Regions from separate parts of the Homo sapiens genome. Here regions 1 and 3 are each linked to region 2. A link is a contact called in ENCODE Hi-C or POLR2A ChIA-PET data. All regions are on one chromosome and are shown on one strand. The core of a region is the stretch at or near the end of the contact, and the rest is flanking DNA. Distances in the headings are between cores, read along the strand shown. Region 1 holds the start of SLC2A1 (solute carrier family 2 member 1). Region 2 overlaps HIVEP3 (HIVEP zinc finger 3). Region 3 overlaps SLC2A1 (solute carrier family 2 member 1).

Region 1 (4,669 bases), core at 443-2,942, 1.2 Mb after region 2:
GATATTTGGACTTCCTTGCCACTAGCTAGAAGAGCTTCTCACTGAACTTTTGTTTAGTTATATCCCACCCTTACGGCTCACCTAAGATCCTGGGAGCCTTCCCCGGGAACTTCCCCGGGGTCTCACCTCAAGCGAGGGCCCAGGAAGGGTGAACCAAGTCGTCTGGATTTATGGATTCAACAGGTGTGGGGCGGAAGGCCTTTTCCTGCCGAGGGTGCGGCCCAGCGCCACCCCGCTCAGTCTCAGCGGGACACCTCCACAGCCAGTAGGAAGGGCAGTTCAAAATTCAGTGCTACCCCCGCGTCCCAGCTAAGAAAACAAGGGCCATCCAGGTGCCCTCCCAGCTGACGAGATGGAAAAATCAAAGTATAATAGATAAAGAGGGACCGTTTCAAAAGAAAAAGGGGACTTGAAAATATTGTAGACTAGGGGGAGGAAAGGAGGTGGAAAGAAACAATGCCCTACACACAGGAGGGGCTCCACAAACAATTTGTTGAAAAGAAATCGCTCTGCGGACGCTACAAAGATGCCCTGCAGGACAAGCCCACTTACACAGAAAAAAAGAAATCCTATCTAGGGAGTTGTTGGTCCCCAGAGTCCCCATCCCTCATTCCCCAACCCCGTGGCGTGCGCGCTTCCCGCTAGACTTCAGCCTGGGGCTCTTTCCTGGCCCCCAGATCCCCCGCCCCTCCGGTTGCGCTCCCCGCCTGGCCCCGAGGGTAAACCTGCCTCCGCGGAACACATCTCCGCGAGACTGGGCCAAAGCTTTGGGGCCTGCACTCCTCGCAAAGGAGAGCCTCCGAGACCGGAGGTTCATCTCAACCCCCGCGTTCGAGCCCGGGCCTGGAGAAAAGTGCCCTCCCCTCGGCCTCGGCCTCGTCACCGCGGGGGACTGGCGGGAGGAGTAGGGGAGGCCGGTGGGACACCTCGCACCAGGCCGCCCACCTACAGGGGCGTCCGGGCTAGGGGAGCAGACGGAGAGCGGGGGCGGCTCCTGACTCCTCCGCGCGCCGGGGCCGGGGCCGGGCCGGGGGCTCGGCCCGCTCAGCCAATGGGCGCCGCGCTCGGGCCCCCTCCCCCGCACCGGGAGGGGCCGAGGCTGGGCTGCTGCTGCCGAGGTCGTGTGCGACGTGCCGCTCCCGGGCCCTGTGTCCCCAGCCCCAGCAGGGCCGCGTGGACGGCGCGGCGCCCCCGGAAGGAGGCCATGTGCTCAGTGCCGGCGCCAACTACGCACGCGGCGCCCTCCGGCCCGCTAGATCCGAAGCCCATCCCCACTGCGGCCAGCGGCCCGGCGGGGCGCTGCGCTCGGGACCCGCACCGAGCCAGGCTCGGAGAGGCGCGCGGCCCGCCCCGGGCGCACAGCGCAGCGGGGCGGCGGGGGAGGCCCTGGCCGGCGTAAGGCGGGCAGGAGTCTGCGCCTTTGTTCCTGGCGGGAGGGCCCGCGGGCGCGCGACTCACCTTGCTGCTGGGCTCCATGGCAGCGCTGCGCTGGTGGCTCTGGCTGCGCCGGGTACGCGGGTGGCGACGGGCGTGCGAGCGGCGCTCTCCCGCTCAGGCTCGTGCTCCGGTCCGGGGACTCCCACTGCGACTCTGACTCCGACCCCCGTCGTTTGGTCTCCTGCTCCCTGGCGTGCTCACTCGGGGACCCGCGACTAGCGACCGGCACGCTCGCTGTTGCTACCTCTTGCCTCTTGCCAGAGAGCGCGCGGACCGTAGCGTTTATAGGACCCCGGCCATTGGCTGGCGACGCCGGTGTGTCAGGGGTGTGTGGGCAGGACCTCGGGGCGGGGCCTGGGGCCCAGCCTGTCCTGGGCGGCGCTCTGCGGGGAGGGGGTGAGGGGAGTGGCCGGGGCCGGGGCCCCCCCTAACCACTGCCTCGCTCAGGCTGCCGATCGGCTCGTTCTCTCTGCGTTGGGACCGCGGAGGGCATTCGCTGTGTGACTCAGGGCAAGTGTGCGCACCTCTCTGAGCCTCCGCGGCCTTCTCTAGCAAAATGGTGGAGCCGGTACCCGGCTGTAAGGCAAGCTGGGATGCGCGGAGTAGCGGGTGGAAAGCTGGACTGGAGTTCTCACTCGGCCGCTGGGTGACTTCGGTGCACTAGGGATAGTAACAGTACCACCTCGTAGGGTTGTAGAAAGACCAAGTGAGTTAATATTTGTAAAGTGTTTAGAACAGCGTCTACTGCATGGAAAGTAGTATTTATTTGTTAGAGAGACTCCAGGAGGTCTTGCCCAGGGATTGACTTCTCCCTTCCCTGTCTCCACCCCCCACATTCCCGTTTGTGAGCCAAGCCTTGCTTTTGCACCGGCCGGGCTCTCTTGCCTGGAAATGCATACCCATCTCAAACCTGGGCTTTAAAATCACCTCCTCTGGGACGCCTTCCTCTACTTCTCACAGTTCAGGTGAGTCTATGGTGACCTGTAAGTGTGGAAAATATGAAAGGCAGGCTAACTGACTGACATGATAGGACATTAAGGACATGATAGACCTCGGGTTTGAACCAGCTCAACTGTATACTGGCCCGGCCGCGATCCTGGGCGAGTTCCTGGCCAGTGAGGCTGTTTTCGTTTTTTTCTTTAATTTTTTTTTTTCTCAGACAGAGTCTCGCTCTGTCGCCCAGGCTGGAGTGCAGCGGCACGATCTCGGCTCACTGTAACCTCCGCCTCCCGGATTCAAGCAGTTCTCTGCCTCAGCCTCCCGAGTAGCTGGGATTACAGGCGCCCGCTATCACCCCTGGCTAATTATTTTTATTTTTAGTAGAGACGGGGTTTCACCATTTTGGCCAGGCTGGTCTTGAACTCTTGACCTCGTGATCCACCCACCTCGCCTCCCAAAGTACTGGGATTACAGGCGTGAGCCACTGAGCCCGGCCGAGGCTGTCTTCTTATGAGTAAATGGAATTCCCACACCAATCTCATTGCTATCAGGAGAGGTGCAATTTCCAGATAAGCTCATGAAGTGTTTAGCATGGAAGTTCTCATTTACTGGTTGGTGGTATTGTTGGTTTATTTATTTAGTCTGTTAGTAAATAAATAAATGCTGGTCTCAAACTCCTGGGCTCAAGTGATCCTCCCACCTTAGCCTCCGTAGTAGCTGGGAGTGCAGGCATGTGCCACTGCACTGGTAGTGGTATTGCTATCATCTGACTTCACCTTATTTCCTCTAGACCAGTGCCTTACTTGAGACACAGTGAAGGGAAGGACCCCCAGTCCAAAGGTCTGATCAAAGTCTTGAGGGTCCCTTTCCCGATGGAGGGAGTCATGGTGGGCTTACTGTCTGTCGGAAACCGGGAGGCTGAGCCGACCAGATGACCCCTGGAGTTCTCTGGCAATGTGTCCAGTTCTGGCTGAGGGGCACCTTGGTTGAGTATGGAGCCCTGAAACAGAAGGCAGGTGCATTCTGGGCACCCCCCTGCCCAAGGCTTCAATTCCTGTGGTCTCTCTATGCTCAGCCTGGAAAGCTTGGGCCACCTCTCTCCTCACCCCTGGACAGACCAAGTCCTGCTGACTCCGCTGTCTACACCACCTCATCCTCCTTCCCTCCCCTGCTGTCTGCAGGGCCTCCATCTCCTCTGGTCTTTTGTCCTCCAGTCCTGCACCCTGCCACTCTCCTGCTCATCTGTCTGAAATTGTCATGGAGGGAGTAAGGGCCAAGCCTGGCCATCACGGTCCTTCTTCATGGCACCAGTTTACACGCTCAGCCTCGCCCCTCACACCAGCAACTCACATCCACACATTTGCTCAGCTTGTCTCCTCTGCCTGGGAAGCCCTCCCCGACCTCACCATGCCAAAAAGCACCATGGGTCCTTCCTCCTCCGGGAAGTGTCCCTGGTTCTCCCAAGTGGAAATCTTTCTCTCCTTTACCATTTGGTGTTTTGTAGGTTGCCACTTGTCCTCTGTCTGCCTTCCCTCAGCCTGTGAGCACCTTGAGGACAGGTTCTGCAGCTGAGGCACGTGGGTGAATGACTGAAGGAGGGAAGGAATGCACGAATGAGTGAGCAGCTAATCTACCTGTGTTGAATGTTCCTTCCCCTCCAGTCCGTCCTGCTGATACTTCCAGTCTTTCCTTAAGTACCTTTTGGGTTTTGCTACTTCCCTCCTCAAAGTCTCTCCACAGCTCCTTGTTTCTTAGCACATCCAGTCTATGCCTTTTCCCAGTTGCGGGTCTGCCTTACTCAGCCCATGGGTCACACTCACCAAACAGCCACCTTGTCCTTCTCTGGGCCAGCCCCATGCTGGCCACTTTCCCAGGGACAGAGACATGTGACCCCATTGTTAGCCTCATGGAGGCCCCAAGCTGGAGGAGGAGCAAGAGGGGAAATGAGCAGCAACAATACCAAGTCAAGCGTAGAGGGTTAAGAATCTGTACAGGTGCAGAACTTGTACCACAGGGGAAGGAGAGTGAGTAGAGAGAGCATCTGGGAAGGGGGAGGTCATGCTAAGCAGGGTTTGGAAGACTGAATAGGAGTTCACCAGATGGATTGAGGGAAGGCCATTCTCAGCAGAGAGAAGAGCATGTGCAAAGGCAGCAGACTGCCAGAATGATTACCTAGGGAACGTGAGAATCTCTGGGCCACTCTTAGAGATTCATGATGGAGCCCCAGATCCGGACTCTTTGAGTCCCAGCTCTGCTATTTACTTGCAAACATTCATGGGCAAACAATGCCTTC
Region 2 (4,597 bases), core at 880-3,379:
GGGACAAGGGAATGATGGTTCCTTACAAGGAATAGCTGTCAAGAGGCAAGAGAACAGACATCTCTTTTTCCTGAATTATGTTAGAGCCCAGGAGGGATGTTCAATCTTCAAGGGCATGTGCGGACCTACCTAATGCAACAGCAATGGAATAACTAAGAATTCCCAGGACTTCCCACCTCCCAAAGCCCAAACTATTGTCTGTGCTGATGGTAACTGCTCGCTCCAAGATGAATGGGCAGAAGCTGGGATGAAAGGCCCAGACACATAGGACTGATAAAGCAAACAGGTTCAGTGTCCAGCATCCGTATGGAAACTCCATAAGAGGCAAGGGCCAACAGTCCTCTGTCCCTTCCTCCAGTGACCCCCAAAAGACAGGCAGGCACTATCAGATCTCCAGGATAGGCTCAACAATACTGGAAAACAGGTGTATTGTCCCCATTTTGCAGATGAGGACATAGTGGCTCAGAGAGATGAGTTGACCAGTCCCAGGGTCATTTTAAGACCCAAGCTGCATTACTTTTGGAAGCCTCCCCGACATTCTATAAAATTTATCCCTTGCTGAATGTAATATTTTGCTGGAAAACAACTATACATTTAAAAGATAATTTTGTTTTTGAAGTGATTTTCAGTGAGTAACCTGTAGTATGAATGATATGCTCTGATTTCTCAGCAGTCATTGTCTGCAATCAGGAACCTTGGCAAGGTGAGGCATGCTAACCCCCAAAAGGAGGGCTGTTTCTATAAAAACTAAATCATACAATTCATTATGCTTGAGTATATTAACTAAATATTAATTTTGATGAGCAGTTTTCATATTTTGAAACCAAACCTTTTTCTTTTCATGTCTCAAGCATTTTCATGAGCCCTCGAGAAGCCACATGGGCCCATGGTGTCTCCCGGGTAAATCAAACCCGGGATGGACCTGAGATTTGAACACAGGTCTACTTCCAAAACCAGGGCTCCTTCCTCAATGTCTGGCTGCCTCCAAGAGTCAAGGCACCATCTCTAAGTTGTAACAGGGAAACTACCAAATAGAACCAGCAGGCAAGCAGGCATGAAGGGGGCTGGAAGTGAGGCCCTTTGAGAAGCTGTTACAGATTTTGTAGATGTTTGATCATAAACAGCCATGGCAGTGGGTGACGTTTACACACCCGCTCATGTTAAGTCCCACAGTTACCTCCTTTTGAGCGTGGAGGGGTTAGGAAACTCCCAGTGTCACATAGATAGCAAGTGGCCTCACCACGATTTGAACTGGGGGAGTTGTGCTCTGGAGTCCAAAATCTTAACTGCTCTGGGATACTGGGACACTGGAGCAGAAGGATTTGGGGCAAGTCTGGAGAGGCCCAAGTGCAATACTGAGACATCTAGAACAATAGGAGAGAGGAGATCAGTTCTTTTGGGGAAGGTCAAAGATAGAGGACAGGTGTGGAGGCTGGCAGGTCTCAGCTGACTAGAGAGAAGAACTTTCTTAAAAAAGGCAGAGCTGTCGAACAATGGAGGGCTGCCCTACCCTGAGTGTTGAGTGCCTGGTGGCTGGCAGTCTGCAGGGAAAATGATGCCTCTGTGCTGGGCATGGGGGCAGGGGCTCTTGCTGTGGTAGAGGGCTGTACATATGGACTCCAGAGGGCGTAAGTGATAATCCTCTCTTCCTTTCTCAGAACCACCTTTCTACAGGCTTTGGTGTCTCAGCGCGGGAGGCACAGATGGCGAGGTCTGCCTTTGGCCAGGTGTGGGCGCCCAGTGTTGGGGGAGAAGACTGCAGGCACAGAAGACTGAACTCACAGGCAGGTCCGGAGATGCAGAGCTGGTGTTCACTGGGTTTTTCTATGTGCTAGTTACTGGAGCTTCACGTGTGTCATCTCCTTCTCTCCTCACACTCTCTGAGGGTGGACTTCCTCCCATCTCATAGATGAGAAAGAGCCTGGGGCCCAGAGAGGCTAAGCAGGGAACCTGGGGCTGCTTGGGATCCTAGGGCGATCTGACAGCCACCTCAGCTTCCCCACCACGAGGGATGAAGCCGGGAGGCAGCCCCTTCCTGTGCCTGACCCCTACCAGCTGGGAAATGTGGCCCAGGCAGGCAAGGCCTCTGGGGATCCCAAAGTGGCAGCAGGCAGTGGGAGCTGAGCAGAGAGGAGTAGGGGTGGGCTGGGGGGACACTGCCAGACGGAAATGAAAGTGGCCTTGAGAAAAAGGAACGAGGGAAGAAAAGCAGAAACTAAAACAAGTGACAAAGAAAACGAGAGTGTCCAGAGGAAGTGGCTGAGGGGCGCGGCGCCGCCGGAGGAATCCCCCGCAGACCGGTGTTTCCTCTCTTCTCAGAGGCCTCGGGGTGGAGGACTAGCTGACCAACTGCTCCGTCACTTTGGGCCAGAGGCAGCCCGGGTGACTTTGGCAAGCATGGCCTCATCCCGCCAGCCTAGGAAGGAGCACCAGACACAGAGCCCCAAGCCCTGGGCTGGAGTCGTAGTCAGCTACTTCCTGCTGGGTCATTCTGGGACATTTATTAGACCTCTCTAGTACCCAGTTTCCTATCTATAAAATGGGTATAACCATCCTGAGCCCACCACACTGCTGGAAGGATCTCCTGAGCAAATGCCCTCATCCAGGGCCTGACGGGTGCATGTTGGGGTAGGTGGGCTGTGCACACAGCGGCAGGGTGCACCTTCAGGATACCTGGGGAACAGACAGGGAGAGTATCCACCATCTTATTGTTGAACAAGAATGCATCAACGCTTGCTGGTCCTTAATCACCCTAGGCTTTGTCAGGCCTGGGAACAAAGGGCTGAATAAGGGCCAGTCTATTCCCAATTACAGACTCTGCATGCAACTCCAGTTCCTTATCCCAGCTCTCCTACTTGGTAGCTGTGCAACCTTGAGCAAGTGACTTGACCTCTCTGAGTATCTTTCTTCACCCATAAAGCTAGAACAATAAGCATATCTGTCTTCTAGGTTGCAAGGAATAAATGAGACCACACTCAATCCAAAGCCAGGCACAAATTCCTCAGCCCCAGCCCAGGGAGTGCCCAGCCTAGAGGGGAGCTGGAGTCCAAGGACATGAGCAGGCTGTAATGATAGACGGCACCCAGGCCTGGGGCACTCAGTGCTGGGCAGGGGATGCGGGGCTGGTTCTGCCAAGGCGACAGAGCAGGGGGAGTAAGGGGGGGTGAAATGTAATCCCAAGGGGACAGCATGAGCAAATGTGCAGGGGAGGGGCCAAAGGCGATATGCTTGGGATCTGCAGAGGGTGGATGAGGCCAGACTTGTTCTCAATCTACAGCCCCACTGACAGTTCTCAGACTGGCCCTGGAAGTGATACGGGCATGCCACTGGGGATGCTACAGTCAGCTCTTAATGCAGGGCTGGCTTCTAGGGTCAGCTTCTACAGCCAGACTTGCCTAGGCTGCAGTTTGTCTCCAGACAGACACGGGAATTCCCCCAAGGGGTGGGCATGGTTCTTGTGAACTGCTGTGGCCTGGGACTGGGCTTAGAGTACAGGCAGCTGCTGCGGTGAAGGTGTCAGAAGGCACAGGCTAGGGTCCCAGAGAGGTTTAGGAGGGGGTTTCTCTGCTGGGTGTTTGCTCAGTGCTGGATGGTGGGTGCTGAGGGCCTCATTTGCATAGGGAGAGCAGCTGCTGTCCCAGCCACACTGCTGCCCACAATCTCCACGTGGCTGCAATCTCGCTCTCAGTCACCATCTCCCACATGGACTAGGGGTTACCCAGGCTGCCTTGGCCACGTGCTTCCCCCAACACACAGCCATCCAGGAACAACCAGAAATCAGACTACTGTCTCCGCCACCCTCAGGGGTTCCATTCAGGGAGTCCACCTCCCAAGGTGGCTGTGGGAATAAAACGAGATCCTGGGGGAAGCAGAGAGCCCAGTGCACAGGGGTGATCAGTAACCGGCAGCCCCTTTCCCTGCCTTTCCCTCTACTTCCAACATTATGTTGTGAAGAACAGGGCAGACCTGGGCCCATGCTATCTCTCACCCTGGCTCTGTGACTTGAGGCAACTCACTCCAACTCTGTAAATCAACTGCTCATCTGCAAAACTGGCAAGAAACTGAGAAGGCACTGGTTCTCAGATTGGCAAAGCTCATCGTCACTGCCTCACTCCCTCAACTCTATGTCCAGGGACCACGGGTTTCCCAGGGTTCCCAAACTTGCTGTTGGCAAAGGGCCTGATATCCGTCACTGACCTTTTTATTCTGAATGGGTCCCCGTTGACTTTAAAGCTGGAATATTCTTAGAGGAATTCTAAACTCCTCCTTTCCAACTCCCTACTCATTTTACAGAAGGAGAAAGTGAAGAGAAGAGAGGGAGAAGGGCCCTGACCGAGGCCACCAGCTTGTAAGTAGCAGCCCTAGGCTTGGGACCAGGGCCTCCTGAAGGTGACAGTCCTTTCAGCCATGTGTCCTTGTTCCTCTAGTTACCTCCAATTAACTCTAGGTAACCCAGCCCAGTCTTTGATTCTGTGTTGAAAGGTGCGAGGTGCTGGAGCCGGGAAGAGGTGCGTTCTTGCTCTCGACAGGAAGTGTCATGTGAGTTTCCGGTTCCCTCTCCTCCACTACCACTCTGGATCCTCACACCAGCCCACAG
Region 3 (5,008 bases), core at 1-2,500, 1.2 Mb after region 2:
GGCCCAGGATCAGCATCTCAAAGGACTTGCCCAGTTTCGAGAAGCCCATGAGCACGGCGGACACGAAGGCCAGCAGGTTCATCATCAGCATTGAATTCCGCCTGGGGACGGGGTCACAGGTCAGGCCAGTGCCCACATTCCTTGGGCTCCGAGGGGCTGGGTCAGAGGTAATACCCTGGAACAGGCAGATAAGTCTCCCCTACCTCCCACCCCATCTGGGACTCCCTGGGCAGGAGGGCATGGGCCCTCCAAGGGCAGTGCCAGGACCTCTCCTACTTACCGGCCAAAGCGGTTAACGAAAAGGCCCACAGAGAAGGAGCCAATCATGCCCCCAACAGAAAAGATGGCCACTGAGAGGGACCAGAGCGTGGTGAGCGTGGTGGGCAGGATGCTCTCCCCATAGCGGTGGACCCATGTCTGGTTGTAGAACTCCTCGATCACCTGCAGGGGGAGATGCAGCCTGGGTGAGCAAGCCAGGGGCCAGGACCCAGTCTTCCTTTTCCTTTCCCCTTGCACCCCTCCCTAAGAGAGGGCCAGGGCCTGGCTCTGCCACAGATTCACTGCATGTTCTTGAGCCAAGTCCCTCTATTTTTGTGGGCCTCACTTTCCCCAGGCGAGAAACAAGGGGTTGGAGTTCATCTGAGAGCCCCGCCAACTCTCCCACTTCCCCTAACGTGTGGTTTCCAGTGCCCTGTGGTTTCACAGGCTCAGTGTGACTTGCTGGGATGATGGCAAGTGATCAGTGGTGGAAGTTCAGGCATAGAACAGAGAGGTACAAGACCAGGTGTGGTGGCTCACGCCTGTAATCCCAGCACTTTGGGAGATCAAGGCAAGCAGATCACTGGAGATCAGGAGTTCGAGACCAGCCAGACCAACATGGTGAAACCCTATCTCTACTAAAAATAAAAAAAAAATTAGCTGGACGTGGTGGCGCAAGCATGTAATCCCAGCTACACGGGAGGCTAAGGCAGAATTGCTTAAACCCAGGACACGGAGTTTGCAGTGAGCCAAGACTGTGCCACTGCACTTCAGCCTGAGTGACAGAGTGAGACTCTATGTCTCAAAAAAAAAAAAAAAAAAAGAGAAATACAGAAGGAAAAGGGTCTTCCCACTTGCCCCTTTTCTCCTCACCATGTCTCAAAGCCCCAGGGGCCCATCTCCTGCCATCAGGCCCTCCCCCCAACCCCTTGCTGGGGAGGAAGCAGGGCTTGACAGACAGGTTCCGCCATCCAGGAAGTACAGACTCCCTGACCGCACTGAGGGCCTGGTGTGACAAACTCACACATGTCACCCTTCAGAAGTGCTTGAAAGACTCACGCTGTGGCTTTCTGTTCCCCAGGCCTAGCTCCCTTGTGTCTGGCCTGCGAGCACCCCCTTGAAGGACCCACGGCCTCCTCCCCTCTCCCAAGGGCCCAGCTAGGAGGTATGGGGAAAGGTTCCACACAAGGAAGCAGTTCCAGGAACTGGAAACGCCCGTCCTAGGGCAGCCCTGCCCACCAGCCCTGCCCCCACCCTGGCCAGCTCCCACGGATGTGGTAGGCAGGCAGCACCCGTTCTGCCTGAGCACACTCACCACACTCTCAGTGCCATGGGACTGGCCAGACCCACCCAGCCACACGTATAGCAGAGTGCAGGCCCTAGTTACCCAGAAACGGCTTCTTATGCACGTATACCATCACACACACATACCCGTGCTCATAGAATCTAAATATTCCTGCTTTAGCCAGTCACAAACTCACATGCCCCTCATCCCCTACCACTTACAGCTCAAACTCAATTCCATGTGAACCCAACCCATCCCAACACCCCTCCGTGTGTGTGCATGCCACAGGTTCATGCACACACAGCGGTATGCAGCCTCTGCAGCCTCCATCACTGCTGTTGGTCCTCCCTATCCCTTCCAACCCACTGAGGTCTAGCAGAAGAAGAAGGTGTGGGCAGGCACACTTGCCAAACCAAAGCCTGCAGTCCCAGAAATGCCCACCTATTCAAATATGCTGGGCCTGCCTCCTGGTGCCTTCCTTCCCATTGCTGTGGGTGCTCAGCCTCTAGCCATCTTTTCCCCTGCCCTGTCACAACCTGTCCCAAGTCAGCAGGCATCTGATGGAGGCCAGGCTCCAAGGGGCGAGGACAGTTGGTAGGGCAGAGGCAAGCCCTAAGGATCTGCTTGTCCGTTCCAAGGACGCCATGCAGGGCAGTGAATAGAAACCTGAACTCTGATTCTGGACACAACTAAATTCAGGTCCTAGCTCCACCCCTTATTTCCAGTGTGACCATGAGCAAGTTATTTCATCTGTGAGTTTCCATGGCCCCATTTCTAAAGTGCAGACATTAGCAGGAGCTGCTTCACAGTGCTGCAGGGAATCAGTGAAACAGTGCTTGGTGTCATCATCCCTAAAATCACCCCACTGCACACTGGTGGCCTGAAGGCTGTGCAGACCACTAACAGAGTCTCCCCAAGCCTTCAACCCGTAACTCAAAATCGGGGCTCCTGCCAGGTATCAATCCAATCTCCCTACCTACCACACCTTTGCACTCACTACACACCATCTCCCACCCCTCTACGCCTTTGAGATGCTACTACTCCTGCCTGGAAGGTACCCCTGGCCTTATTGCTGAAACCTTTCGAGATCCAGGTTTCCCTGACTCCAGGAGTTTGTCTTCCCTGAGGAAGACAGTTGATTCACACCATGGTCTGTCCCAGAGCCAGTGCCAGGGATACCTGGTGAGGAAATGGAGGAATCGAACCAAAGGTGTTAGGCTCTCCTCTTAGAACCCCTTGATTCTGCTGGGGGCAGACAGAAGGCAGATTTTGACAAAAAACAGAGTAACAAAATGCAAAGTGTTCTTCTGTGGACGAAACTAACCCCAGAGGAGGACTGGTTGGGAACGGTAATGCCCCGTTTATCAGGCTCCACCAAGAACAGGCTGCTCTGAATGAGGGTGGATATGGGAACGGTCCAGATAAATGGCGCTTGCCCTTCTGAGGGTCCAATCTTTCCTGACCCATTATGGGGTGAAAATGTGAAGAGATTTCACTTTGCTCTCCTGAGCAACCAGACCTACAAGCAGGGCTGCAGGGCAATGGTGTCTGCCCTTGGGGCTCTCTCCAGGGGCAAGGAGAGGTGTTTGTCCCTGTGCAGACTGGCTCCTGATGGCTAAATTTCTGCATTCCATAGTTCTAAGGTATTCCCCCAACCCTCTGTGGTTCAGAGGCTTGTCTTGTACAACTCTCCACACCTCTTTTGAAATTTGCCAAGAAGTCAGCAAATGGAATTTGTTTGAATTGTATACAAAGAAAGAGTAAATAGGTGCTAAGTAAGGCTTGAAACTACCTAAATAAGCTTGAAGATCTCTTGAGATGTTGGGGCAACTGACAAGAGGGCTGTGTGTAAGTGAGGTGTGACCAGAGCTCCACCCTGAGTTACGTCTCCTGCCTGTGGTCACACAGTCAAAGGGACCCAACCTTGTCCAGGGCTGGCTCCTGGACGCTGCCTAGCTGCTCTGTTACTCAGACCACTTTATGGGGTGGAGGAAGGGTGAGCAGCCAGCTCTCTGCATGTTCACCTTGGCCTAGACCCATCCTCTCCAGCCCACAGCAGCACTTCCTGGCCAAGCTGAGGCTGGGGAGTGGGTTTCTGCCTCTTGATGCCTGAGATTTCTGGGAAGAAGCCACGCCTGGTTTTCCAATTCCTACTGCTGGTTCCGGTGCTCTGTGCCCTCTCCTCCCTGGGGATTCGTATGGGGTTCCACGCTGACTCTTGGCCCAGGAAAGGCAGGGGGATGCTGGAGAATGAGAAGAACCCTACATGGGGAAAAGCTCTGGGGTCACATCCTCCCTAGAAGTGTCTGGGTGCACCTCAGGAAAGAAGAGTCTACTTATTATGCCCTGACAGGATCCCACAGGCCCAATCCCGCCGGCTCCCAGCAGCCTCCGCAACCCTGGGTCATGTGTGAGGTGAGACCTGGCACGTGCCTGTTCTGAACGCTCCCACCTCACATGCCCGTCCCAAGCTTAGGATTTAAACACTTGATGCTGCCACCACCCCACATCCATCCATCACCAGGTCCTCTCGATTCTGCCTCCGAGTCTGTCCTACTTCTCTACCCAGGCAGCCTGCCCTGGGTCTCATCTGGATTCTGCTCCCGACTCTTCCTATCCACCAAAGTCAGACCCCATTTCCCACAGTGAACCACCCCTCAGAATGCAGTCGGAGTCCTGCACACCAAATGTGCCAGGCTCGGCCATCCACCCGCTTCTCTGCTCCCTTCCCAGCCCAGTCTCTTCACCCAGCTGTGGAGTCTGGGTGGCGGCAAGCGTGTTGAGGAGGGAGGAGCGGTTCTGGTTAGTTCCTGGGGGGACTGCCATGGTGTCGGCCAGCCTAGAGCTGAGGGGCTACTACAGATCTCTGTCCAGGTGCCTCACTGAGCCTAGAGGACACCCACCATGGAGACCACCCTGGAGAAGCAGGTTGACTCTGGGCAGCTGAGATCCTTTGAACCGGATGGCTTCTGGTACGCGAAGCTATTCCTCACCCGGTGGCTCTCCTGGGGTGAGGGGGAGGCCTGCCCAAGCCTAAGGACACCTGGGAATCCCCACACCACCTCCCGCCAGTCGAGGCAACTGTGGGTGAGACTACATGTCTGCCCATCTGCCAAGGAACTTCTCACTTCCCCTTTGTAGAGGGGCATGAGGCGGCGAACACTGCCTGGCACATGGGTAAGCTGTTACTGCTGTCACTGTTGCTCTCTCAAGAAAAGAAGTCACCACTTTCGGAGGAGCCTTAGGGACAAGGTTTTCCATTTTGAAATTGCCAGAAATCATTACCCTAAGAATGTAAGAGTAAGGAGGAACCTGAAGGAACTACGGGCCTGCCTCAGGGAATAAAGCTAGTCTCCAGACCCTGCTCGGCTGCTCCTGGCAGAGGAACCCAGCACTCTGTAGCCCCAGAGGGCAGAGGTGCCAGGGCCAGACTCCAGCTCAGGGGAAGGAAGAGCTTTATAGACT

Evidence for each region. Hi-C counts contacts between places; a loop is a spot of excess contacts on that map. ChIA-PET counts read pairs that join two places held with the same protein, here RNA polymerase II (POLR2A). Pooled maps may share reads with other maps.
Region 1: a pooled map shows a loop between it and region 2 (5-fold over the local background). The contact joins the promoter of SLC2A1 here to the enhancer-like site in region 2. A Hi-C loop is called at or near these places in 1 of 37 single-sample maps with no recorded cell type and 3 of 50 pooled maps. POLR2A ChIA-PET finds 5 or more read pairs at or near these places in 1 of 52 experiments (Panc1).
Region 3: a loop to region 2 is called in a pooled map, with 4 times the contacts of the local background. The contact joins two enhancer-like sites. A Hi-C loop is called at or near these places in 1 of 37 single-sample maps with no recorded cell type and 4 of 50 pooled maps. POLR2A ChIA-PET finds 5 or more read pairs at or near these places in 1 of 52 experiments (activated CD4-positive, alpha-beta T cell).

What each region holds. Positions count from the first base shown.
Region 1 is chr1:42,957,176-42,961,844 of GRCh38, forward strand. SLC2A1 (solute carrier family 2 member 1) reads right to left here and starts at 1,693. Exons shown (of 10, transcript NM_006516.4): 1 at 1,459-1,693. The coding sequence starts at 1,476. It overlaps SLC2A1-DT (SLC2A1 divergent transcript), which reads left to right and starts at 1,874. Exons shown (of 4, transcript NR_033967.1): 1 at 1,874-2,402. RefSeq lists silencers at 814-1,453, 1,584-1,993, 1,866-2,049.
Region 2 is chr1:41,725,327-41,729,923 of GRCh38, forward strand. The region is part of intron 1 of HIVEP3 (HIVEP zinc finger 3); the gene reads right to left. Among named protein-coding and RNA genes, the nearest start is that of HIVEP3, 190 kb to the right of the region's middle. RefSeq lists an enhancer at 3,031-3,100. Within about 2 kb of position 2,130, at least 17 of the 41 ENCODE cell types and tissues checked have a DNase peak (open chromatin) inside an H3K27ac peak, as active enhancers do.
Region 3 is chr1:42,930,766-42,935,773 of GRCh38, forward strand. It overlaps SLC2A1 (solute carrier family 2 member 1), which reads right to left. Exons shown (of 10, transcript NM_006516.4): 3 at 281-441; 4 at 1-101. Among named protein-coding and RNA genes, the nearest start is that of SLC2A1, 26 kb to the right of the region's middle. RefSeq lists enhancers at 1,374-1,543, 3,881-4,673. Within about 2 kb of position 1,251, at least 28 of the 41 ENCODE cell types and tissues checked have a DNase peak (open chromatin) inside an H3K27ac peak, as active enhancers do.